2 separate regions of the Homo sapiens genome follow, and region 1 is linked to region 2. A link is an interaction called in ENCODE POLR2A ChIA-PET data of the cell type or tissue named here. Cell type or tissue: PC-9. All regions are shown on one strand. Each heading gives the region's core, and the rest is flanking DNA. Links, peaks and the distances in the headings are about the cores only. Region 1 overlaps CALM2 (calmodulin 2). Region 2 holds the start of MCFD2 (multiple coagulation factor deficiency 2, ER cargo receptor complex subunit).

Region 1 (17,287 bases), core at 1,496-3,995, 260 kb before region 2:
TTATCTTTGTTCTACTAATTTTCTGTGCCCCAATCCCACTTAACCCTAGCCTCATTCCTTATCTGTAAGATAGGGGATAATACCACTGTAAGGTTATTATTAAGATTGAATAAGGATAAAATTTATAATGGGTTTTAGCAAATGGCAGAAAATATTTTCTGAAGAAAACCAAGTGCTATTAAAAAAACATCACAAGCCTTGGGCTTACTTTGGGATTTTAAAAACCAAGAGAAAATGGATGGCTGAACTTTCAAACATTTGGTAAATATTATAGTACTGTAGTTCAGAGCTCTGGATTCTTTGCATTTTGCCTGCTGGGTGAGAAGGAATAAAAGTTTGTGCCTTTTTTTTTTTTTAATCACTTTAATTTCAAAACAATGTGTTTAACCATTTGTGGGAGTAATTTTCATTTTGTGAGCCTGAAGCATTTTGATTCAGTGGGAATTTCTGGTGATTTATATCTGGAATAGAAGTGAGCTTAAGTTTAGCTATTCTAACGTTGAAAAAGGAAGCAATGTTTCTATTGGATTCTAAAGTATATTTTCAAAAATATTCTGAAGTATTTGTATATCTTAAACTTGGAGTTAAGACAGCTTAGCTTTGAAGATAAGAGAAACTAGATGTGTGCATTTTCTATCCAGATGTGTTTGTTGCTGGAACTAAATGAAACAGTACATGGTAACCCTTGAAAGGTTTTAAACTTGTTTCTGTAACTGCTAATCTACATACTCTCAAGTCACTAACCTTCCTCTTTGATCTCTTTGTAGGCTGACCAACTGACTGAAGAGCAGATTGCAGGTGAGAAATACTCAGCTAGATTGTACCCATTAGATTCTTATTATAAATTGAATAGCCAACGTCAGAATAAGAGACTTGTATGAAATAATTGACTTTGGTATATGTCATGGATACTAACATATGGGTATAATATAATACAGTAATTCAACCTGCTTTGGCAAGTGGGATTGTAAACTTGCCGATGGAAGATGTGCAGGGCTAATTGTAGTTAAAGACATGTATTTTAGTCTGCGTGGATATACTTTGGAGCCTTGTGGTGTAGTGGTGGTCTTTGTTTTGTTTTCTGAAGACTACCTTAGTATAAAACAGGAATTCTGGGCTAGCTAACACGCTAGAAAAGGAGGCCAAGAAGTAACTAAGGCAACTTGAAATGGAGAATCAAAAAAGGAACAATTGAATTTACCCTAGTTAAAATTAGCTAACATTTTAACCTAAGAATTGCATATATAATCAGTCAGGGAATAACCATTTCTCAAGTGAAAAAATTTAAGAAGTTGGCATTCTATTCTATAAATGTCACTGTAGCAATGTGGATTTTTCTCTTAAAAAACAGTGACAGCTGTTGAAATGAAGCCGCTTAAATCTTGTCCCTTTTAGTTTGCTATGGAAGTATGCAAAATTATTACATAAAACCTGATGTCATGTTCTCTTTATGCCATGCCATAGAACATTAATACTTTTGATTTATCCTTGTACATTGAGATGGCTGGTTAATGTCAATGTTGGGGAAACTTTTTTTTCCCCCCTTGCCGGAGTTGTTTTTTTTTTTTATTGTAGTGTTGAAATGCTTTGCAAACTATTCCTTTGTTTTCATTAGACACTTTTATTAGCATGAGCACCAAGCAGTTTATTTGCCACAGTTTTCACAGTAAGCAGGAAGGGTTTGATAAGAGCTCAAAAGCACTTGAGCACTTTTTCTTAGGCTGGAGAAAACTGAGAAGCCCAGTTGGAACTATATAGCCCATTTAAAGCAAGCTCCCCACTTCCATAAGCATATAGAAGTTTGGGGGATACCAGAATTACACTAGTCACCTCAAATACTATTTGATAGGACTGTAGGTAGAAAGCTATTAGTATTAAAGACAAATTTAAGCAGGTTTTATTTTTATTTATTGTGTAATTTGACTTAAACTTAGTTTTTACTTTCTGAGGTTGGTAAATTACATGTATTGACTGTTATGAACAAAAAGCAAACAGTTTTGGGAATAATTTTTTTTTTGTTGAGTTACACTGTTTTAAAGGTATCACCTATTTGATCTCATGTCTCCTCAAAAAAAATAGACTGGGCCTGATGGCTGGTAATCTTATCACTTTGGGAGGCTGAGGCAGCAGGATCACTTGAGCCCAGGAGTTTGAGACCAGCCTGGGCAACATAGTGAGACCCCATCTCTACAAAGTAAATGTATCGTCAAAATGTTTTTCTGAAGTAGTTTTTTTTATAAATATACTGTCTCCTTCCCAAATTGTCTCAGGCTGTCTAATACTTTCACTCTTAAACTCTGACCTTCTGTAATACATTTCTTAATATTCCCAGTCAGGTACAGGTACCAACTGTATGCAGTACAGCATGTTCACTTTAGGGTAGAAAACGTTACTCAGTGTGCCATTGCATAGTTGATGGTCTGCTCTCTTAAACAACTCTTTGAAAAGAAAGTTTGTTGGCCGGGCGCAGTGGCTCACGCCTGTAATTCCAGCACTTTGGGAGGCCGAGGCGGATCACTTGAGGTCAGGAGTTCATGACCAGCCTGGCCAACGTGGTGAAACCCCATCTCTCCTAAAAATACAAAAATTAGCCAGGCATGGTGGCGTGCACCTGTAATCCCAGCCACTCAGGAGGCTGATGCAGGAGAATCACTTGAACCTGGGAGGCAGAGGTTGCAGTGAGGCAAGATCATGCCACTGCACTCCAGCCTGGGCAACAGAGCGAGACTTTGCCTCAAAAAAAAAAAAGTTTGTGTCTATTGAATATAAGAGGATCCCTCTTCAGTGATTGATAGCATTTTTATTTTTTAATTTATTTTGAGACAGTTTCACTCTTGTTGCCCAGGCTGGAGTGCAGTGGCTCAACTTCTGTCTCCCGGGTTCAAGCTGTTCTGCTTCAGTCTCCCGAGTAGCTGGGATTAGAGGCATGCACCACCTGGCTATTTTTGTATTTTTAGTAGAGATGGGGTTTCTCCATGTTGGTCAGGCTGGTCTCAAACTCGCAACCTCAGGTGATCCACCCGCCTCAGCCTCCTAAAGTGCTGGGATTACAGGTGTGAATCACCATGCCTGGCCTGGTAGAATTCTTATAAAGAATACTTGTAGTTCATCAAAACTGTGACATTCAGGACCTGTTCTCTTTATTGTCTTTAAGTTAAATCCTATCTTTTCTTGGCTTTCATCATAAAATTAGGTTTCCAATGGGAGTAGAGGGAAAAAAATCTGTTCTTAGGTTCTCTTCTTATCCTGCCTTTTCCTAGACCACAGATTTCTTTAAAGCCATTCCTTGGACCTCCAGGTTTCAGTTAAGATTTAGGGCAGAGGAACCAAAACTTCTATGCTACTAAAATAAAAATCATGTGCGGTCAGGGACCTTTTTGTTCTACTTTGTAGGCCCGGTACCTGCCACATAGTAATCATTGAATATTCCTTGAATAAATTTTATTCTCAATGAGTGTGTAACACAAAAAAGTTCTAGAGCACTACTATCCTAAGATTTCTGCCTACTCTCCAAGTCCCTTCCTCCCAAATTTGGTATATTTCAGTGTTTACCTTTGAGATGAAGGCAATTTTTTAATCTGGTAAATTGTAATTGTTGGTGGCTGGGCATGGTGGCGCATGTCTAATCCCAACACTTTGGGAGGCTGAGGCAGTGGGATTGCTTGAGCCCAGGAGTTCAAGACCAGTCTGGGCAACACAGCAAGACCCTGTCTCAAAGAAAAGAAAAAAAAATTTTTTTTTTTTTTTTTTTAGTTGTAAGTGCTGGTGACCGCTAACATCCTTGTGTAGATGAAGTTACTAAATTTTTTTTTTTTTTTTTTTTTTTTTTTTTTTTTTTGAGACGGAGCTTCACTCTCTTGCCCAGGCTGGAGTGCAGTAGCATGATCTTGGCTCACTGCAACCTTTGCTGTCCAACTTCAAGCAATTCTCCTGGCTCAGTCTCCCAAGTAGCTGGGATTACAGGCGTGCACCACCACACCCGGCTAGTTTTTGTATTTTTAGGAGAGATGGGGTTTCACCATGTTGGCCAGGCTGGTCTTGAACTGCTGACGTCAGGTGATCCGCTTACCTTGACCTCCCAAAGTGTTGGGATTACAGGCATGAGCCACTGCTCCCGGCCTAAAATTTTTTATATTACTTGGTCGTATAAAGCATTCCAGTCTAGTATGACATCACTAACAATTTCATTTTGTTGATAACTCTGCCATGATGTCATTAGTTGTTGCTGTTTGACTTTTGGAAGACTGATAGGAAAAATGTACAGTATTTTTTCCTTAAGAAGTCTGTACCTAAACTTTCATTAAATTTTCAAGGTCCAAATTTGTTTGAGAAAAATATTAATATTACTCAATGTATAGCAACAACTGCATGAAGCGCCAAAAGAGTTCCAGTACATGATCTTTAAGGGATTATTAAGTTCAGAATTTTGTGAAGAAATAGAAGTTAATAAACAGTCATTTGATTTGTTTTGTAATTGTCTTGTGATAACCTATTTTAATAAAATTTTTAAAACATGTTATTTTAATAAAATTATATGTTTAGGTAATAAACTAATTAGGGAAGGGCCTTGGGGTTGCTAATGAACAAATAAAACTTGAGTAATAGATTTTTCTGAAAGTTTCAGTTTGGTCAGCTAAAATGGATTTTGGTAGGTTCCTTATATCTATCAATTATGTAGAAGATAGCTGTTCTGTGGCATTCAGGACCTGTTCTCTTTATTGTGTGTTTAGGTTTTGACTCTTGGATTTAATTTCAGGTCATTCCTGGGAGTTACAGTTTAGAATTATATGCTTCTATACATAAAGATTACGCTAGTTCTGAAGTACAGGAAAACTGTAAAGGCAGGTGAATTAAAATTTTACTTTGGGGTTTATTATTTTGAGTTTTTACAGGTATTTTTTACTCTTTAGTATAAAAATACAAGTAAAAATTTGGAATAAACCTTGACCTTTAAAAGAAATGTTATTTGTTCCTTTCTTGAATGAATAACAAATGGTATTAGCATAGATACGGTTTTATTTTCTGCATTTTACTTATTCTAGCAAACATTTTAAGTGTTATTAGATTTTTAAATTTCTCGAAAGTTATACATAGTCTTACACTATGCATCTTCCAGTATTTAGCTTTTTGTTAAATCATGTAATAGAAAGGTGATTACTGCTAATTAAACATTGGGAATTTATGCACCTAATGGTGGTGTTAAAAGATACCCATAGCAGAGAATGTAATATAAACAAATACCTCAAAGTCCTTTAATTTTCTTGTAACCTAAATTAGGTGAAAGGTGCAATGTGTCTGAACTCCAATATATGTATTTCTAGATATTTCTACATTCTGTTTAAAAACAGTAAAATTGAAATGTCTTTATCAATTGTGCTATTTGTAGGTGGAGACTCCCTGATCTATTTTTGTCATTAGGTTGATCTAGGTTAGCACTGTATACTATCTTCATAAAATCAATTAGTGTGGTATGAACCTTCTGATTGGTATTAGATGAGTTCCTCTATAAACCAGTAATATTTAAATAAGAAAGAATGCAGTTAGGAGGCAATTGTAATAGCCCTGGCAAAGGACGATGGAGCCTTGAACCAAAATACTGGTTGTAGAGATGGAGGAAAAATCAGGCAGTATTTAAATGATAGAATTCGAGACCTGTTGACAGATTTCAGACTGAAAGAGTTAAAAGTGGCTCTTGGGCTTTTGCTAGTACCTTTAGGGTTGCCTGGGAGTATAGAATTCATTTTCATATGTTTTGCTTGTCATCAGCCAGGGGAGCTATATCCTGTAGACAGCCAGAAATAAAGACATTTATTGAGCGAGATGGGTAGACTAAAGATATCTTCGTTGTAAGTGGGTATAGATGAAGTGGCCAAGGAGTGGAAAAAAAGGATAAAATTGGTCACATCTAGACATAAGAGACAGGAGTAAGAGCCTTTGGCAGTATATGGTAGGAGGAAAATCAAAGTACTGTTACGAAGGCCAAGAAAAATTTTGAGAGTTTTTCCATGCAGTTTTGGATGCTGCAAAAAAATGAGATAGTCTTTATCTTGACATTTATTAAGTATGTATTTGTTGGACATAGTTCTAAGTGTTTGACACATACTAATTTTTTTATGGGGGGTGACCAGGTGAATACCCCTTGTGGGCATGGTATACTGTGTCACCCCACTTACTGGGCACATTTATGTCATTTCACAGAAATGAGGAAGCTGAGGCAGAAAAGGTTTAGTAGCTTGTCCATATTGCATTGCCAGAAGAAGAAACAGAGCTAGGAAATTCTAACCCAGTAGTCAAGTTACAAAGTCTCATTTTAGTTTCTATGCCATATGGCTTCACATTGAAGCATGCTTGATGGATTGGGTGACTGACTAGTAGTCATTGGTAAACTCAGCATTTTCAGGTGATGAGTTGGAGCTGGATGTCATTTTAAAATAGTGGATTGTTTGGAGAGAGGAAATTGGTATGAGTAGTAGTGCCTTCCAAAATTTGGGGAGGGATAAGGGCAAGCATTTAAAATATAACTAAGGTTTCAATTTAGTTTTAGGCTAAGCGATGTGAAGATATTTATGTGGTAATGGGCAAATTAGTGGAAGAATAGTTGAGTCCAGGGAAGAGGTAATACGGAATGAAACTGGAAGGTGTACGCGAATTGGAGTTAGGGATAAGCAGGCAGGGAATAAATTGGCCTTGGACCGTAAAGAAGGTACACCATTTCTTACACATGTGTCACATAAATTTTCAAATGTATGGCTATGTTGGGAAAGCTTAATGGCCCAATGAACTTGGAAACTTTTTGTATTCATTTGCTGATAGGGTCTAATATTTTCTGGGAAATGACTTACTTGGAAAATACTAGCTTTATTATTTACTGATTGGTATAACTTTGCAGTATCAAAGTTAGTCTGTTTTAGTTTCTTTCTTTCTTTTTTTTTTTTTGAGACAAGTCTCACTCTGTTGCCCAAGCTGGAGTGCAGTGGTGTGATCTCGGCTCACTGCAACCTCCGCCTCTCGGGTTCAAGCAGTTCTGCTGCTGCAGCCTCCCCAGTAGCTGGGACTACAGGCGCACGCCGCCACACCCAGCTTGTGTGTGTGTTTGTGTTTTAATAGAGACGGGGGACTACAGGCCCACGCTGCCACACCCAGCGTGTGTGTGTGTGTGTGTGTGTGTGTGTGTGTGTGTGTGTTTTAGTAGAGACGGGGGACTACAGGCACACGCCGCCACACCCAGCTTGTGTGTGTGTGTGTTTTAGTAGAGACGGGGTTTCTTTTCTTTTTCTTCTTTTTTTTTTTTTTTGAGACGGAGTCTCGCTCTGTCGCCCAGGCTGGAGTGCAGTGGCGCAATATCAGCTCACTGCAAGCTCTGCCTCCCAGGTTCACGCCATTCTCCTGCCTCAGCCTCCCGAGTAGCTGGGACTATAGGCGCCCGCCACCACGCCCGGCTAATTTTTTTGTATTTTTAGTAGAGATGGGGTTTCACCGTGTTAGCCAGGATGGTCTCGATCTCCTGACCTCATGATCCACCCGCCTCAGCCTCCCAAAGTGCTGGGATTACAGGCTTGAGCCACCGCGCCCGGCCTGAGACGGGGTTTCACCCTGTTGTTCAGGCTGGTCTGGAACTCACCCTGAGCTCAGGCAGTCTGCCCACCTTGGCCTCCCAAAGTGCTAGGATTACAGGTGTGAGCCACTGCACCTGGCTTGTTTTAGTTTATCTGTAAATGGTGAATGAAGCCAGGTAGTCTGGAGTGTTGCACCAGCAGGAGGTTTCCATGTAATCTAGTGATGTATTAGAAGGAACATATAGCCGGGCACAGTGGCTCATGCCCTGTAATCCCAGCACTTTGGGAGGCAGAGACAGGCGGATCACCTGAGGTTGGGAGTTCGAGGCCAGCCTGACCAACGTGGAGAAACCCCATCTCTACTAAAAATAGAAAATTAGCTGGGCGTGGTGGTGCATGCCTGTAATTCCAGCTACTCGGGAGGCTGAGGCAGGAGAATTGCTTGATCCTGGGAGGAGGAGGTTGCGGTGGGCTGAGATTGCACCATTGCACTCCAGCCTGGACAACAAGAGCGAAAGTCCATCTCAAAAAAAAAAACAACAGCAGGAAGGAACATACTATCACAACAAGATGTTGAGGAATAATCAGTTTCACTATATAAGGTTGGGGTTTTAATATTCCAAAGAAAGCTCAAAATGATCTTTGTTCTCAGTGACATGCATTTAGCTAAAACTGGACATTTATATCTTGATCAGCCCATTGTTATAGACTCTTTATATAGTCCCTTCTCCTGCCTTACTAGAAAGGGAAAGTAGCCTGTTTTAATTTAGTAGGTGATTGATTTAGACATAGTGGCTAACTCTAAACACAGTATACAGAAACAGTTTAATTACTCTGTAGAAATACGTATTTGGGTACCAGTAGTCTTATTTTTGTTTTGTGAGTGTAGGTTAGGTCTGTAATTTTGAATTATGTTCCACAGAGCAGCTTCAGTGACAGAGGAGCCAGTCATTTGGGGATTTGGTTCTTTTCCTCTGTAAACCTAGGATAATTTTACTTAGGTCAGCATGAAAGTACAGTGGTATGATTGGTCAAAGATATATTTGAAATATTATCATAAGGTATCATAAAGATTGGTTAATCTTTAGGAGTCAAAGTCACATTTCAATTGCTACCTCCATTGGTATTTTTCCGTTAAAAGTTTTTGGGTTTTTCTGAGACGTGGGGTCTTACAGTTTGGCCAGGCTGAAGTGCAGTGGCTGTTCACTGGCACGATCCCACCACTGAGTAGGCTTTAAGAGTTAATACGTTTCATTTAGGTTACATTTTATTATTAATCTGTGTATTTGGATTGTGGTCTTTCTTTCAAACAGAATTCAAAGAAGCTTTTTCACTATTTGACAAAGATGGTGATGGAACTATAACAACAAAGGAATTGGGAACTGTAATGAGATCTCTTGGGCAGAATCCCACAGAAGCAGAGTTACAGGACATGATTAATGAAGTAGATGCTGATGGTAAGTCTTCAATTTTGTGGGGCTGGGAGGGGTTGAAGAAGTGATACTTAGATGTTTCCACTAAACCTTTGCTGTTTGCTTATATGTTTCCACTAAAGCTTTGATGTTTCCACTAAACCATTTCAGGTAATGGCACAATTGACTTCCCTGAATTTCTGACAATGATGGCAAGAAAAATGAAAGACACAGACAGTGAAGAAGAAATTAGAGAAGCATTCCGTGTGTTTGATAAGGTACGTCAAGGACTGGATATGTTAAATTTTGAGGATGAAATGAAGATACCAGGACTCATTATGAAGACTTGTGTTTTTTTGGTTGTTTTTTTTTTTTTTTTTTTTTTTTTTTTTGATGATTTACCAACATATTTTAATTACCAAGCAAAAGCTTTTTAAGAATTCAGTATAGACTTTCTAATATATGTATTGCGTTCATCTTGTCAAAGGAGGTGTCACTTGACTTTGGGACTAGGAAATAATGATTTCAATGTAGGACATTTTGCTTGGCTCTTAATGACATTTGTAGGTCAACTGTGTAGATTTGTATGCATTTCTAAAGTATGTTTTTCCCCCAATGTGAAATTTAGTAGTAAACTTAATAAATTTCCATTCCAACTCTCAAGTCTGTAATTTGACTCAGAAACTATACTAAATTTTTTGCTAGGATGGCAATGGCTATATTAGTGCTGCAGAACTTCGCCATGTGATGACAAACCTTGGAGAGAAGTTAACAGATGAAGAAGTTGATGAAATGATCAGGGAAGCAGATATTGATGGTGATGGTCAAGTAAACTATGAAGGTAAATGTTTCAGTCTCACGCCTCATTCTTCACTTTGATTTTTAAGATAAGAGGCTCTTTGTTAGGGAACTGATCGAAATTAGTGACCCTTCCCCTGAAATTAGGTTGCTAAAACAGTTACTTACATTTAACCTTCTTAAAATTCAGAGTGTTGTCTGCAGACTAGGTAACATTGCTCTGACTTGAGAACTTAATTTAGAAATATTTACTATCAGGTTCTATCCCTACACCTGGAATCAGCATTTTAATAGGATTCTTGGGTGATTCATGTATAAAGTTTGAGAAGCACTGTTCAGTGTTTGTGTGATTGTGGAACAATGTGGAAAGCAAACTTATTCCAAGTTTCCTAAAATGAAATTAATGTGACTTTCTTTCCCCGCACTGTATTGTCTTTTTTCTTTAATTGGCTTTAGTCTGAAACTGAAGTTTACATGTGCTTCAAAAGTATCGTATCTACTAACTTTTAAGATGGCCATATCAGGAAGCAAGGCATATGAAACTGAAGGATTTTGAGTAAAACTCTGTATTTTTTTCATGATGTAACTACTTAACTTAGAAAAGAGCATAAAATGTAATGTTATAAAAATTAAACCTAGCCCATAGCATTGAATTTACAATATTGTCTTGTAATCCAGCAGACTTAAAATTCAAGTCTAAACTAAGAGCCAAGAATGCTCTTTTTTATATTGGCCTATCTAAAGCGTTAATTTGGCTCTTACTAATAAACCTGAATAGTTATGGTTAATGAAGTTCCAGCCTGGGCAATAAACTAGCTTCCCTCTGTACTTAATGGTAATTCTGAGGAAAGAGAGGAATGGAAAGAGTACTCAGTAATTGAGTAAATGTGATTTTTTTTTTTTTTTTTTTTTTTTGGTCTTTTGCTATTGACTCATTTTTTGTGTACTTCTTCTTTTTCAGAGTTTGTACAAATGATGACAGCAAAGTGAAGACCTTGTACAGAATGTGTTAAATTTCTTGTACAAAATTGTTTATTTGCCTTTTCTTTGTTTGTAACTTATCTGTAAAAGGTTTCTCCCTACTGTCAAAAAAATATGCATGTATAGTAATTAGGACTTCATTCCTCCATGTTTTCTTCCCTTATCTTACTGTCATTGTCCTAAAACCTTATTTTAGAAAATTGATCAAGTAACATGTTGCATGTGGCTTACTCTGGATATATCTAAGCCCTTCTGCACATCTAAACTTAGATGGAGTTGGTCAAATGAGGGAACATCTGGGTTATGCCTTTTTTAAAGTAGTTTTCTTTAGGAACTGTCAGCATGTTGTTGTTGAAGTGTGGAGTTGTAACTCTGCGTGGACTATGGACAGTCAACAATATGTACTTAAAAGTTGCACTATTGCAAAACGGGTGTATTATCCAGGTACTCGTACACTATTTTTTTGTACTGCTGGTCCTGTACCAGAAACATTTTCTTTTATTGTTACTTGCTTTTTAAACTTTGTTTAGCCACTTAAAATCTGCTTATGGCACAATTTGCCTCAAAATCCATTCCAAGTTGTATATTTGTTTTCCAATAAAAAAATTACAATTTACCCAATGGTTGCTCTGCATCTGAGTCATTTAACTGTTGAAGTCTAATAATTTTGAAAATAAAATATGGCATTGGTTTCTGCTTGGTATAGTCTAGATAATTTTTTCTCGTGTGGGGAAGCATATGGAGATGGGTGGCAGAAATAGTGAAGGTGGGAAAGGAAGGAGAAAAGGATTGGAAAAGTGAGAAAAGAGGGAGAGAAGCACAGAAAATAAGAGGAACAAAATAAGGGGTGTAACTAAGGAGAGATTGAAGAGGAAGGCCGAAAAGATGGGGATCTATGGGGGCTGGCTTAGTGTAGTCACCTTTTGGGGGCCACCATCATGCGTGCCCACAACATTCCTCCACCACCATGTGTGTCGTACTGTGCTACTGTGTTAGATCCAGGATACCTGTGAGTTGCCTCTGCCCACAGAACAAGATGGTGGCAGTCATGGGAAAAGAGGGGCAAGTTTTTTGTTTTGTTTCTTTATCCAGATTGTATTTGACAACTTCAAAAGGCCCCAATGAAAGACTCAAAAACTTAAGTGTACCTAGTATGGGAATTGGCATAAAGTAGGTATTTACTGTTTCCTACCTTTATAGTTTTCAACTTTGGCATTTGTCCATGTTGACTTAAGCTGTGCAGTGATGTTTTAAATGTTTGCATGTTCAAAAAAAAACCAAATCTAGTTGGGGTGAGCATCCTTATAGTTTTACTTCTATTAACTAATATTTTATTCATTGTGCTTTTTAATTCTATAAGATGAGAATTTTCAGCTTGCCCATCTGCAACATTTTGCAAAAAAAGATGTCTTTAGGAGTAAATTGGCAATGACTACACCTTGTTTTAGTTTTTGCTGGCTTCTATCATTGCTTTCTCTATAATTTGAGCTACTCCAAAGGTGGTTATCAGGGTTTTTATTTTTTTAAAGTACCTTTTAAATGCTTAATGAAAGATTCCATAGCAAACCAGAGCCAAGATTAAAACATTGAGTGTAATTGTTACCTGGTTATTATAGCTACAAGGTCTTTAATTTCCCAGGGGTAATTCATTATTTGGCAGGTTACTGCCCCATTGACTATCTTAATACTACTATTAGTATGTTTTAGAGCAAGGGAAGTTACAGGCATTGATAGTTCTAATGGTATCACATACTCGGGTAATCAGTTAAATAGGAAGATTTTAGATGTGCACTCTACTCCCCTTAATTGGATGTAGTAAATTTTGTCGAAAGGAAATCCAAACAAGGTTTGTTTTTTGTAAAGACAGGGACTCATGTTGCCCAGGTTGGTCTTGAACTCCTGGGCTCAAGTGATCCCCTCACCTCATCCTCCCAAAGTGTTGGGATTATGAGTGGGGCTTTTTTAAAAGTTAAGTGAAATAATGAAAGTAAGGCCCTTAACATTGTCCTTGGCATTTGCATTAAGTGTTCCATTAATTGTGCTATTAAACCAGTTATGACCCTGAAAAATGAGGGACTTAGGCAGTCAATTTGTGTTTTTCCAGCGTCAACAATGAGGTTTATATAAATTGATATCAAGGTATAATTAACAAGGACAACAAAGGTAGGAGAAACATTTTTTGGGCTCTTCTATGTCATAATTGGTCATTTCTATTGTTGAAATCTTTACAAAAGTCACGAAGTCTTGGCATTTTGATTTTACAGGAAACGAGTAGAATGATTGTATAATTTAACTGTGGTCATAATGAGCTGGGTTCAAATCTGTTCCAATGCTTCCTACAACATAATCCTATTGGAACCCAGGACTGTGATATCACCTTCAAGTTGTGTTTTTGTTTTTGTTTTTGTTTTTTTTAGATGGACTCTAGCACTGTTGTCTGGGCTGGAGTGCAGTGGCGCAATCTCGGCTCACTGCAGCTTCTGCCTCCCAGGTTCAAGCAATTCTGCGTCAGCCTCCCGAGTAGCTGGGATTACAGGCGCCCGCCACCACGCCCAGTTAATTTTTTGTATTTTTAGAAGAGACAGGGTTTTACTATGTTGGCCAGGCTGGTCTCAAACTCCTGACCTTGTGATCCGCCCACCTCGGCCTCCCAAAGTACTGAGATTACAGGTGTGAGCCACCTCGCCCAGCCCCACCTTCAAGTCTTAACCATACTATTAGTGTTATATTAATAGGATTTTGGTAATTGTACCAACCATAATACTGTCTGGCATGTTTGCTCTCAGATGATTCTCCCAATAAACAACTATTGCAGTTAAATATCACCCTTGGTGTAACGTATTTTCCTAAAATTTTTAGAAGACGGCAACAATTTTAAAGATCTGATATGTAACAGAGGCACTGTTGAGCTCAATTATAGATATGTATTCTCAAGAGAAATGCCTCTCCCCCTTTTTGAAACTTACAATAATCTGGAAATAAATCTCAGTGATACTATATAAGATAATGTTTTCTTAAAGGAACACTATGTTTATCCTACGTGCTTAATCTGCTTTGTGGATAGTCCTTGAAATCATTGACCCATGCTGTTTCTATTTTTGAGATACTTAAACTATTTTCTCATCTAGATGTTCCCATCTCTAATGTCACACCTTGTATGGGTTTCTGGACTTCTCTGTACCTTTCATATTCTTTTAGTCTCGAGGGTACCAGTCCCTAGTCTGCTGAGCCAGTTTTACAGGCTCAGCCAAAATAAGAAAATGAAATGAGGCACAGGGAATGGACTTGATTAATCTCTTAACATTTGTGAGAACTTTGGTATTGCCTCTTCACTTTCTAATTTCAGTTGTTCATTTTAAACCTAGTGCCTGTTTTTTTTTTCAAGGCTATGTTAAATGAATTTAGAATCCCAGTATTTTAAGAAACTAGATGAAGTCCTCTAGTCTCTTGCTCCTCAAAAAGTCACCTACAGAATCACCCAGGAGCTTGTTGGAAATGCAGAATCTTAGGTCCTGCCCCAGAATTGGAATCAATCTGTTTTTTTAACAAGATCATCAGATATTTTGTATGCATATCAATTTTTGAAAAGCACTGCTGTAATCTAGTCTTGGATTTACTTAGAGGGGAAAACTAGTCAGTGGTTTATTCAACAAATATTTTAGTCCTTGTGTTCAAAGGGGTCAATTAAAAACCGTGTTTTGGGTGTTTAAAATTAGAGGAGAAACGATTTGTCATAAAATGAATCTTCCAACAATGATAGGCACAGGGTCCTTTGGGACTTAGTGGATTAGGCTTAGAGGTCTACTCAGAGGAGCTGACCCTTGAGATTTTCCAGGTGGTCAAAGAAAAGAATAGCATTTCATGCAGAAGAGCTAGCATATGTGGAGACAAATAGAAATGTGAAGATGGCATGTTTGGGGTTTTTGCAAGCATGATACAGCAGAGCATGCCATCCTAATAAGAGAAGTGGCCGGGTGTGGTGGCTCAACCTGTAATCCCAACACTTTGGGGGACCGAGGTGGGTGGATCATGAGGTCAGGAGTTCGAGACCAGCCTGACAAATATGGTGAAACCCCGTCTCTACTAAAAATACAAAAATTAGCTGGCATGGTGGCGGGCGGCCGAGGTTGTAGTGAGATCGCGCCACTGCACTCCAGCCTGGGCAACAGAGTGAGACTTCGTTTCAAAAAAAAAGAGAGAAGCGAGAGACTGGATTGTAAATGTTGCTTTTGTCCTAAAGGTAATGACAGCTCACATTTACTGACTGCACTGTGCCAGACATGGTTGTGAACAGTTCGAGTTAATCTTTTTTATAACCTATGTGGATAGGTACCAATTTTATTATCCCCTTCTCTATAGACAAGGAAATAAGCACAGAATAAGTCATTATATGCAACCAGCGTCCAAGTCCTGGTAGTCAAGGGAGGAGAGTGATTCAAGAATGAGGGAATAATCAATGCAGCAATGAAAATTGAAGGCCAAGTTTCATAAGAGCTGAAAATCCCCACTGGATTTGGCACTTGGATCCCTGGTGAGTTCAGGTGCAATTTTAATTAAAAGCTGTGTGCAGGCCAGATTAAGATGTTTTAAGGAAAGTATGGGAAGTGAGAAAAGAGTCCATATTACTCTTGAAAGTTTGTAAAGGGAAGCAGAAACTTCATGGTATAGGGCAGTGGAGCTCTAGAGTCAGGTCTGGATTTTAATTCTGGTTCTGCCATTTGTGTGTGATGCTGAGTGAACTGTGCTAAACGTCCAAGGAAACCTTTGTTTCCTCATCCAGAAAATGAAACTAATACCTACTTTGTAGGGTTGGTATGAAGATTAAATGAGACTAATGTGTGTGAAGTCCCTGGAATACAGTAGGTACTGTATAAAATGAAATTAAGGTTGTGGAGGGTTTGTTTTTAAAGGTGAGAATGTTCCTAGGTTAAGAAGAAGCTACAGCCTAGAGAGGCTGACAATAAAAAGGGTCTATACTGAGAAGAATGGGGTGGTCTGTGGTTTCACAGCTAGTGAAACCGGCTGTGTCTGGTGCTCACTCCACTCTGCAAGTCAGAAGCAAGAGAAGTCAGCCCCAGAGTTTCTATTTGGAGGAGCTTAGAAACAATCTTAGAAAGTGGGTGCTAAGGCAGATTTCTCTTAAGTATGCCTACCAAGCACACTGCCTCCCTGTCTGGGGTGTGCGATTGGTGGTGGATTGGAAGGGAACTAATGGAGATTGTGGGTACGCTCAAGCCCTTAACAAGCCTCCCTTTTCGCAGATCCTTACCCGAGGGCTCTCTAGCAACTCCAGAGCCCTCTAGATTTTCTTCTCACAAGCTTTCATAACCGTCTCTTTTCGAGGGTTTTCCTCTGCGCAGTTCTTCGCGCGGGACCTCAAAGTGCGTGCCCGCTTCCCTTCCCTGCAGCACTAAAGACAAACCTGGCGGGTCCCCCGGAGCGGTCCCAGGCGCGCGCGCTCGGGAGCCCACGGGCCACACCCGCCTCCTAGCAACCGGAGCTCAGGTTCAGCCTAGAGAGAGAGGAGGCCACCATGGACCAGCCAGCCGTCGCCACCGCTTCCACCTCAATAAGGGAAGACCTGGTGGGTGGAGAATCATTCATCACAGCTTCGGTAAGATGGCCTGCCCCTTGCCGGCCTGGCTCCTGCTCCCCTCACCAGGCCCACTACCCTTTTCCCACCGCTCTCTAATCCCAGGCCTTCGTGCCGCTCTCGTTCCCTCTTCCTACCCTTCTCTCCCTGCCCTCACGCACGTCTCCACCTGCGGACCTTCCTTCCTGGTCTTTATTGGACATTTCCTTTGTTTTATTTCTTTTCCCCTTGCTTCTTCCCTTTTCCTTCTCCTTCGCCCTTTGTTTTCTGTATTTTTCCCTTCTTCCCACTACTAATTAAACTGGACAACTGCTTTAATATGGTGATTGGATTTCTTTCCCTTTCCGCTCCATCTGCCGGAAGACTGGGTTTTTCCTTCTGTAGTTTTACTAGACACGTTTTGCTCCGCCTCCTACTTTAATATTTATAAAAATATTTGAAGCTACTTTTGCTACGTTTTTCTTTTAGAGTCTCGCTCTGTCACCCAGGCAGGAGTGCAGCGGTGTGATCTCGGCTCACTGCAACCTCCGCCTCCCGGGTTCAAGGGATTCTCCTGCCTCAGCCTCCCGCGTAGCTGGGATTACAGGCATGCACCGCCATGGCTGGCCTTTGTTACATTTTAAAATAAATGTGGGTGAGGGTTGTTTAACCTAATCTTTTATCTTTCCCCTTAGAGTGAATTTAAAGTGGTAGATAGATGGAATTTAGATCACCTGTCTTGGGCAAAACAAAACAGCAGCTGCCAATTGTCTTCCATTAGATTGATCGCGTTTACTTCTCTCTCCTTCCCATCTCATTTTCCTTATTCTGGGGTAGGGGTGGGAGGCCTGTCTTGACCTGCCTGAGAAAGTTGTATTTCTGTGACTATAAAAGTGCAACAGAGAAGATTCAACATAAATCTCGCGAAGAAGTATCAAAGAAGAAGCTCAGCTTTAGCAGTGTCATGA
Region 2 (8,429 bases), core at 4,608-7,107:
GGCCCGGCGGCGCCAATGGGCGGGCGGCAGGGAGCGCGCGTGCGCAGGGCAGGTCGGGGGGGGGGGGGGGGCGGGGCGAAGCCGAGGAAGAGCGTTTTGGGGACGGGGGCTGGTGAGGCTCACGTTGGAGGGCTTCGCGTCTGCTTCGGAGACCGTAAGGGTGAGTGAACTAGCGCACTCTCCGCAGCGGGCGGGATCCCGGCGCCTCTCCTGTGGGCTGGAGGCTTGGGCTCAAGATGAGAGGCAGGAGTAGTCTGGGGGCGCGGGCTGGGCCCCCAGGCCGTCTCGGGACGCTTAACCGGCTAGGAGCACGGCCTGTCTCCCGGGGCGGAAGCCTGTGCCCCACCGGGGGCTCTGGAGCCAGACGGGGCCGACTGGGCAGATCTCCGCCCCCTTCCCTGGTCCCTAGGGGCCCGAGGATCGGCCTGTGGGACCAGCTGTGTCGGGTGGACACTGCTCCTGGCCCGGCCCAAAAGCAGCGGGCCGGAAGCCTTACTCTCCCTCTGCTCCTTGTTCCCTCTCTCGGGGAGACCACAGGTCCTGTCGGGCCCGGCGGGGGAAGCTGATCTCCTGTTGTATTCCCTCTCTGGGCATGGCCATCCACCCGGGTGCCCAAGCCAGAATTGGGCATCATTCTCACTTGCTTCACTCCTTTACCCACCCACATCGAATCCCTTGCAAAGTTGTCTTGGATACGTTCATTCTCCAGTCCCATCCCCCTGCCCTACCTAGTTCAGGCCACCTTTTCTTCTCTGGACTACCTCGGTGTCTTCCTGATGATCCCTGCATCTCTTCTTCATCCTCTGTAGTTTGTTCTATACAGAGAGGCTACAGCCATGGTCTTAAAACAGAAATCTGATCATGTGACCAGAAGCGTCCCCCCATTCCCTTATCACCCTTTGGTGGATTCTCATTGCTCTTCCAAGCTCTTGAACGGGGCTTGCAAAGCCCTTCATGACCTGTCTTCCTTTAACTTTAGATTCATTTGTCTCGACTGTACTGTGTCTTCAACCATACTGAATCTTTTTTGGTTCTTAGATCAGAACAAGTTCCTTCTGGGCTTACATGTTCCTTCAGTATGTTCGCTATGTCTGAGGCACTGTCCTTTGGTTGAAATAATCCTTCTTATCCTTTATGTGTTATTTCAGGTGTCAGTTGGGGATTTCGTGGTACCCCATGGGTGTCTGCCTGCCGGTCTCTCTTTTCTACCAGGTTGTAATCTGTGTGAGAGGAGTTTGTCGAGGTCATAGTACTATCTTCAGTACCTTGTGCTGTTAGTACGGTCATTAAATGTATAAATGCAGCATGGGTGCTCCTTGGGCTCCCTAGATGAACAAATAGATCAAGTTATTAATATTAAATGCCTGCTTTTTCAGAACCAATTCTCAACCCTCAGTCCGTGTAGAGGTTTCTTTAGCTTAGGAAGTTGGTTATTTTCTTGCCTTCATTCCAGGACCATGACAGGGGTAAGTGACAAAGTACTGGTCAGTTTTTCTTTGGCATTGGCTGTGGGTACAGGATGTCTGGATGTTGGTGAGTTTGGCTGCTTTGGGTTTGAATTCTTAACCAAGGGCCCCTTGAGGGAGAAGCTGCTACTAGCTGCTGGCAGGAAGGCTGGCCCCAAACTTAGTGCTGATAGGACTGATGACACACCAGGAAGAAAGGGTTGGGCCAGGTCAAACCACTGGAAGCCTCCAAAGGAAGTTCCAGCTTAGGCTAGATCCGCTGTGGGATAGGGAACAATACACCTAGGTGCCAAGACTCACTTCCCTGATTCAGCGATGAGCCAGGTCAGCTCAGCAGAGATCAGTAAGGTAAATGAGAGCCAGAGGAGAGAGGGTCCTGACTCTCAGAGAGGGAGGAAAAGAGAAAAATGGAAAAGGAGAACAACCTGTGATCGTATGTTCAGGTCAAATGAGTGTGAGAGGCTACAGACTGAGGTCGGATGAGAGAGCAATTGGTCTTGGCTGGAAGAATCCTGAGGTGACATTTGAACCTGTCCTGGAAGGAAGTTGGAGATGGACAGATGGAACCAGTAGGAGCGGAGGCTGTGGTACAGGAAGAGGCTGGCAGAGCAGGAGGGGAGCACTGTGACAGCCAAGGCACTGGGAGGCGCACTGCTCCTGATGGTCCAGCACTGCCCTCCCAGGACTGAGGCTGCGCCTTGTGAGGGCTGTCTCAAGGTATGGGTTGTGCCCTGAAGTCCCTTTGCAGAAATTTCTCCTCCGTTGGGTTTTTCTTCAGCCTGGCCTTTATAATTTCCTAAAGAAGGCCAGTGAGCTGGGGCTTATCTTCAGGCTGTTAGCCCATGGCCTTGAGCTAAGTAGTTAGAGCATGGATGATGCAACCTGTTATTTGGGTAGAGGGAGTTGCTTATGCTTTCTCTTGACTGTCAGCAGTTTAATTTGTTAGGTGGCAGTTAGATTCCCTGTTTTCTATCTTTCCCTCCCTCGCCTGCCTTCTTTCCTTTCTTCCTCTCTCTCTCTCTCTTTTTCTAATTAGAGAGGGAGTCTCACCATGTTGTCCAGGCTGGTCTTGAACTCCTGGGCTCAAGTGATTCACTTGCCTCAGCCTCTCAAAGTATTGAGATTACAGGCATAAGCCACCATGCCCAGCCCGATTCCCTGTTTTCAGTGTACCACTTGGAGGAATTTTTTTTCTTTATGTTTATCGATTTGGCTTTTGTTGCATTCCAATGATTAGAAACCTGCAACAGCAAACCAAAATGAGACAAGTTCAAAATCAGTGATTCTTGGCCTTTATCCCACCTCCCTTAAAGAAGGGATATTTTGGACTCATAGTTACTACATGATTAATCACTTGGTTGCTTTTTGGTGTTATCTAAATAGAATTTCCCCCACCCCCAACACACACACACCAAATTGATATACTAAGCATCCAATCACATAGTTGGAGGAAATGGTGCCATGAGTTCCATGATAGATATCTCCAAAAGAAAAGTTTCATCTTCAGTTACAGTGACATTAAAAATTGGCAGCATATCTGCAAAGGTGGTAATCCCCCCAGCTCCCCAAGGACCATGGCACACAGGCTAAGAACCAGCAGCTTCTGTTCCAGGCACTGTGCCTGATACTGGGAATGTGGATTCAGTCCAAGTCCTCTTAAAGCCCATCCAGCAAGGGGCACTGACAAGTAATCAGGCAGTTTTTCAAGAATTCATTCACACACAAGAAAACAAAAGAAAAAAAAGAATTAATTTGCAGCTGTCATCAGCTGTGGACGGGAGCCTTCTGAAGGGAAGCACTTGGGAGCCTGCAGGACGAATACCTACACCAGACTTGGAATTGAAAAGACCTCACTGGAGAAAGAGACATTTGATGTAAATGAGTCTGAAAGGCTTGGGAGGAGCTTGATTCCCTTCTCTGATCCTTCCTGTCCCAGAACTCTAAGATGTGTGGTCAGAACAAGTTGTTCTGCTATGGCCTAGGCAGTCACTGCTAGGAGTAACCTGAAACCTTGTTTTGTGGTACCAGGTACAGTGGCAGTGGCCTTGTCAGGGTCTGGACACGTTTAAAAAATTTTTTTGAGACAGTCTCACTCTCTTGCCCAGGCTGGAGTGCAGTGGTGTGATCTTGGCTCACTGCAATCTCTGCCTCCCGGGTTCAAGCAATTCTTGTGCCTCAGCCTCCCAAATAGCTGGGATTACAGGTGCACGCCACCATGCCCAGCAAATTTTTTTTTGTATTTTTAGTAGAGACGCATTTTGCCACATTGGCCAGGCTGGTCTCAAACTCCTGACCTCAAGTGATCCACTTGCCTCGGCCTCCCGAAGTGTTGGGATCATAGATGTGAGCCACTGTCCCTGGCCAAGGTCTGGGCACTTTTATTTGGTAAAATTGGAAGTGTAGTTTCTGACTGTTTCTGAATTATTTTGTGGAGATAAGAATTAACCGGAAACTCCTTTTGTATCCGATCCATATAGTATTGGGACAAAATTATGGGATAGATTACATTGAATACATATTCATAAAAAATGGTAGCAGATCTCGGCTCACTGCAGGCTCCACCTCCGGGTTCATGCCATTCTCCTGCCGCAGCCTCCCAAGTAGCTGGGACTACAGGTGCCCGCCACCACGCCTGGCTAATTTTTATTTTTGTATTTTTAGTAGAAACGGGATTTCACCGTGTTAGCCAGGGTGGTCTCGATCTCCTGACCTCGTGATCTGCCCGCCTCGGCCTCCCAAAGTGCTGGGATTACAGGCACGAGCCACCATGCCGGCTGAAAATCACAATTCTAATCTCATGTCTCAAGATAATCTTTGTTATTAGTTTGTGTAGGAAATACACATTTTTATTTTACAAAAGTGTATTATTCTTTATTGCTTTTTTGCAGCCTGTTCTTTTTCATTCAATATATATTGAGCATTCTTTCCTATTAAGTATGACATATTGCTTTTTTTTTTTTTTAAACTACAGATATAAAAGGTCTGAGGTGGCCGGGCACGGTGGCTCATGCCTGTAACCCCAGCACTTTGGGAGGCCGAGGCGGGTGGATCACCTGAGGTCTGGAGTTCGAGATCAGCCTGGCCAAGATGGTGAAACCCTGTCTCTACTAAAAACACAAAAATTAGCTGGACGTGGTGACATGCACCTGTAATCCCAGCTACTCGGGAGGCTGAGGCAGGAGAATTGCTTGAACCTGGGAAGCGGAGGTTGCAGTGAGCCAAGATTGCGCCACTGCACTCCAGCCTGGCGAAAGAACAAGACTCTGTCTCAAAAAAATAAAAATTAAAAAATAAAAGGTCTGAGACAGATTGCATTTTGATGTCACTGTTTAGAAGTAGACTAGATTCTAGGTGCTTTTTAGCACCCTGGAAGTTTCTTCCTTTTTTTGGTGGTGGAGGACAGGGTCTCACTCTGTTACCCAGGCTGGAGTGTACTTCAGCCTTGAACTCCTGGGCTCAAGCAATCTTCCTATCTCAGCCTCCTGAGTGGCTGGGACTATAGGGGTGCACTGCTACGCTCAGCTAATTTTTTATTTTTTGTAGAGATGGGGGTCTGACTGTGTTGTCTAGGCTGATCTCAAACTCCTGGCCTCAAGTGATCCTCCTGCCTCAGCCTCCCAAAGTGCTGGGATTACAGGTATGAACCACCATGCCTGGCCTATCCTGGAAGTTAGACATCCCAGTGACTATTGTCCCCTTTAAGGAGGGGGCCATGGGAAGCAATACTGGTAATGGGAAAAACGGATTTGGGAAATTTTTCTAAGTGTTGTAGGGTGGCATACTCACACTTTCAGGGTTCTGCCCTGAGAGCCTTTTAGGATGGGTAAGAGGGACTATAACACCTCTACCTCTCAGCCCCAGGCACAAAGACAGCTACAGCTTCTGAGCTGAGCCCTGTGTGTAGCATGTAAAGGGGATGACCAGTGCCTTATGGTTTGTCTTTACCACTGCTGGTTTGGGGCTGTGGACTACAATTGACCTGTTAGAAATCCCTGGCCTTGTTATCTAGCAGAATCTGTTTTGCCTGTTGGGAAGTGAGTGTTCGGTCAGGTCTTTTGTTTTTGTATGTAGGTCACCTGGCTGTCCTTCACCTTCCTTTTTGAGGTCAGTCTGTCAGCCCTAGGACAGACCAAGACTTTCCATTGAATCAACAATTATTAAAGGCCTGCCTGACCCTTGGCGGGTAATACTGGTGGGGTTAAAGTTCTCCCTGCCCTCCAAGAGCTTGCTCTGTAGCTGACTGTCATCTTATTGACCACAATTCCAAGTGTGGCCAAACCCTGGGAGTTCCTGATGGCATCCTGATTTCTCTGTAACTTTTCTTTCCAGTGCCCGCTCACTGTAGTTACTTGCCACTGTTACCACCCAGGAGGTACAGAACCTTGTCCGCTGCCGCAGACCTTGATCTGACCCGCCTTACCACTCCCTTGGCTACCATGCTCCTGCCTCTAGTCTTGCTTTTGCCACTTCATGCCTTCCCCACTGTGCTGCCAGATGAGTCATTCTGAAACCAAGCTCTGATCTCACCTCCCATTCATGAATTGTAAGTGACTCTCCTGTCTTTCTCTGCAGGAGATGTCAAGCCCTGGCCTAGTGTGCAAAGCCCTGTCCAGTACAGCCTGTCTAGGCCTTGGAGCCACCTCTGTCCTGTCTGCTTCCTACCCTCTAGGCTGCAGCCCAGCTGAACTACTTGTAGTTTCTTTCCCGCTTGTGGGCACCTGCCACTCTGCTCCCACCATTCCTGTGGTCCTTCAGTCCCTGCATATCTGTCCAGGCCCAGCTGAAGTGTCACCAGCTCTATCAGCCTTCTCTGATTTTCCTCCACTCGGAGGAGATTTCTTCCCCTGAACTCCTAGAGGGTTTTCGCTTTCTCTGATAATCTGATATAACTTGCTGGCTGCCTTTCCTGGTGCTCTTGATAGAAAATATTTCTTTCAGGGGACCATAACTTCTGGGAGGCAAGAATAATCTTCCAGTCCCTTCAAGCTTTCACGTGTTGCTTGGCACTCTGCAGGCACTTCAGGAAACCTCGTGAGCCTTCCCCTGCCATTTGAGTGACTTGGAGTGCCCAGGGTCATCCCACAGTCTCAAAGCAGAGCTGGCATTGGGCCGTGTTTGACAAGCTCTCTTCCTAACCTTACTGCTTCATCAGGTTTCCCAGGATCATACCATGTCAAGCCCTGAACGAAACCTTTGCTCTGATGCTCTGCCTTCCTCTTCTGTGTTTCCCATCTCACAGATATTGATGACCATGAGATCCCTGCTCAGAACCCCCTTCCTGTGTGGCCTGCTCTGGGCCTTTTGTGCCCCAGGCGCCAGGGCTGAGGAGCCTGCAGCCAGCTTCTCCCAACCCGGCAGCATGGGCCTGGATAAGAACACAGTGCACGACCAAGAGTACGTATTCAGCCCGGGCTGTGGTCCAGTGGCCTCCCCATCATCTGCAGCTGAGCCAGCGGCAAGGGCATGCTCAGTCCTCCTTTCCTTCTTCCTGTTTCTATGGCTCCTTGACATTCTTCAAGGATGATTCTTATTCCTTATTGCCACCTATAAGTCAGGTATTCTTTTTTCATCATTGTATCACAGGTGGAAGATCTTTAGGCCCAAATGGGGCACATTACTTGTCTGAATCCGGTCTCTCCTTTTTTTCACCACAGACAGACACACACACATACAAATAGACACACAGGTACACATACACAGTCATAGTAGCAGAATCCAGAAAATAGCTAAGGTTTCTTGACTATAACAAGACCTTTTTTAAATCAACACATTCAAACATTGAATCATTTGTTGCAGCTTTTGTCTTGGGCCAGTTAGCCTCACGCATTATACTCGGTTATCCTTTGTTTTTAAGGCTGGGTGCAGTGGCTCACACCTGTAATCCCAGTGCTTTGGGAGGCTGAGGCAGGTGGATTACTTGAGCCCAGGAATTCGAGACCAGCCTAGGCAATATAGGGAAAACCTGTCTCTACTAAAAAATTGCAAAAAATTAGCTGGATGTGGCAGTACATGCCTATGGTCCCAGCTACTTGGGGGGCTGAAGTGGGAGAATCAACTGAGCTTGGGAAGTTGAGGCTACAATGAGCCAAGATCACGCTCCTGCACTCCAGCCTGGGTGGCAGAGTGAGACCCTGTCTCAAAAAAAAAAAAAAGTTTTAAAGGACATATTTTTAAATTGATGGCCTGAAAATGTTATAACAAAATTCTAATAATAAAGAGGAAAGAATACCCTAATCCTGCCAGCATAACAGATGGTCTATTTGACTTTTCCTGCTCCTCTCAAGGCCTTGTCTATCTCTGTGTAATCCTTGAGTGTGGTCTGCCACTGCTGGTGTTTGTTTTTCTGAGCTGGAGGAAGTTTAAGATCTTGAACTTTTCAGAGTCCTTAAGATTTCAGCATGATCCCAGTATCTGTCAATTGGCCTGAACCTGACTGTTGATTTTTAGGCATATCATGGAGCATCTAGAAGGTGTCATCAACAAACCAGAGGCGGAGATGTCGCCACAAGAATTGCAGCTCCATTACTTCAAAATGCATGATTATGATGGCAATAATTTGCTTGATGGCTTAGAACTCTCCACAGCCATCACTCATGTCCATAAGGAGGTAGGTCTGGCAGTGGCTTGGGGGACTGTATCACAGAAAGGCTTCCCTTTGTTAATTTGGTCCCCAGTCTTGTTGACTTGTGTTGTCCTTATGTGCCAAGAGTGCTGCTTCTCCACTGGGCATGATGGCTCGCATCTGTAATCCCAGCACTTTGGGAGGCCAAAGTGGAAGGATCACTTGAGCCAGGAGTTCAAGACCAGCCTTGGCAATATAGTGAGACCCTGTCTCTACAAAACAAACAAAACAAAAATTAAAAAATTAGCCAGGCCTGGTAGTGCATGCCCGTAGTTCTACGTACTCAGGAGGCTAAGGTGGGAGGATTGCTTGAGTCCAGGATGTCGAGGCTATAGTGAGCC

What was found. ChIA-PET counts read pairs that join two places held together with the same protein. Peaks named below come from ENCODE experiments on the same cell type or tissue, not always from the same donor. Only the 100,000 strongest peaks of a DNase experiment are listed, where the experiment ranks them.
Region 1: POLR2A ChIA-PET joins it to region 2 with 32 read pairs; 18 of 35 experiments call an interaction of 5 or more read pairs at or near these places.

What each region holds. Positions count from the first base shown.
Region 1 is chr2:47,154,245-47,171,531 of GRCh38, reverse strand. CALM2 (calmodulin 2) reads left to right here. Exons shown (of 6, transcript NM_001743.6): 2 at 768-798; 3 at 8,870-9,013; 4 at 9,140-9,246; 5 at 9,674-9,809; 6 at 10,728-11,448. The coding sequence ends at 10,756. It overlaps STPG4 (sperm-tail PG-rich repeat containing 4), which reads left to right and starts at 16,224. Exons shown (of 7, transcript NM_001163561.2): 1 at 16,224-16,361. The coding sequence starts at 16,281. RefSeq lists an enhancer at 15,547-15,706. In PC-9, for the core only: no CTCF peak of the experiment used is centred there; no DNase peak of the experiment used is centred there; H3K27ac peaks cover 1,952 bases.
Region 2 is chr2:46,907,454-46,915,882 of GRCh38, reverse strand. MCFD2 (multiple coagulation factor deficiency 2, ER cargo receptor complex subunit) reads left to right here and starts at 77. Exons shown (of 4, transcript NM_139279.6): 1 at 77-160; 2 at 6,706-6,860; 3 at 7,914-8,073. The coding sequence starts at 6,712. MCFD2-AS1 (MCFD2 antisense RNA 1) reads right to left here. Exons shown (of 2, transcript NR_199007.1): 2 at 7,205-8,429. It also overlaps a transcript of TTC7A not described here. RefSeq lists an enhancer at 1-7 and a silencer at 11-90. In PC-9, for the core only: no CTCF peak of the experiment used is centred there; a DNase peak (open chromatin) is centred at 5,952; H3K27ac peaks cover 2,367 bases.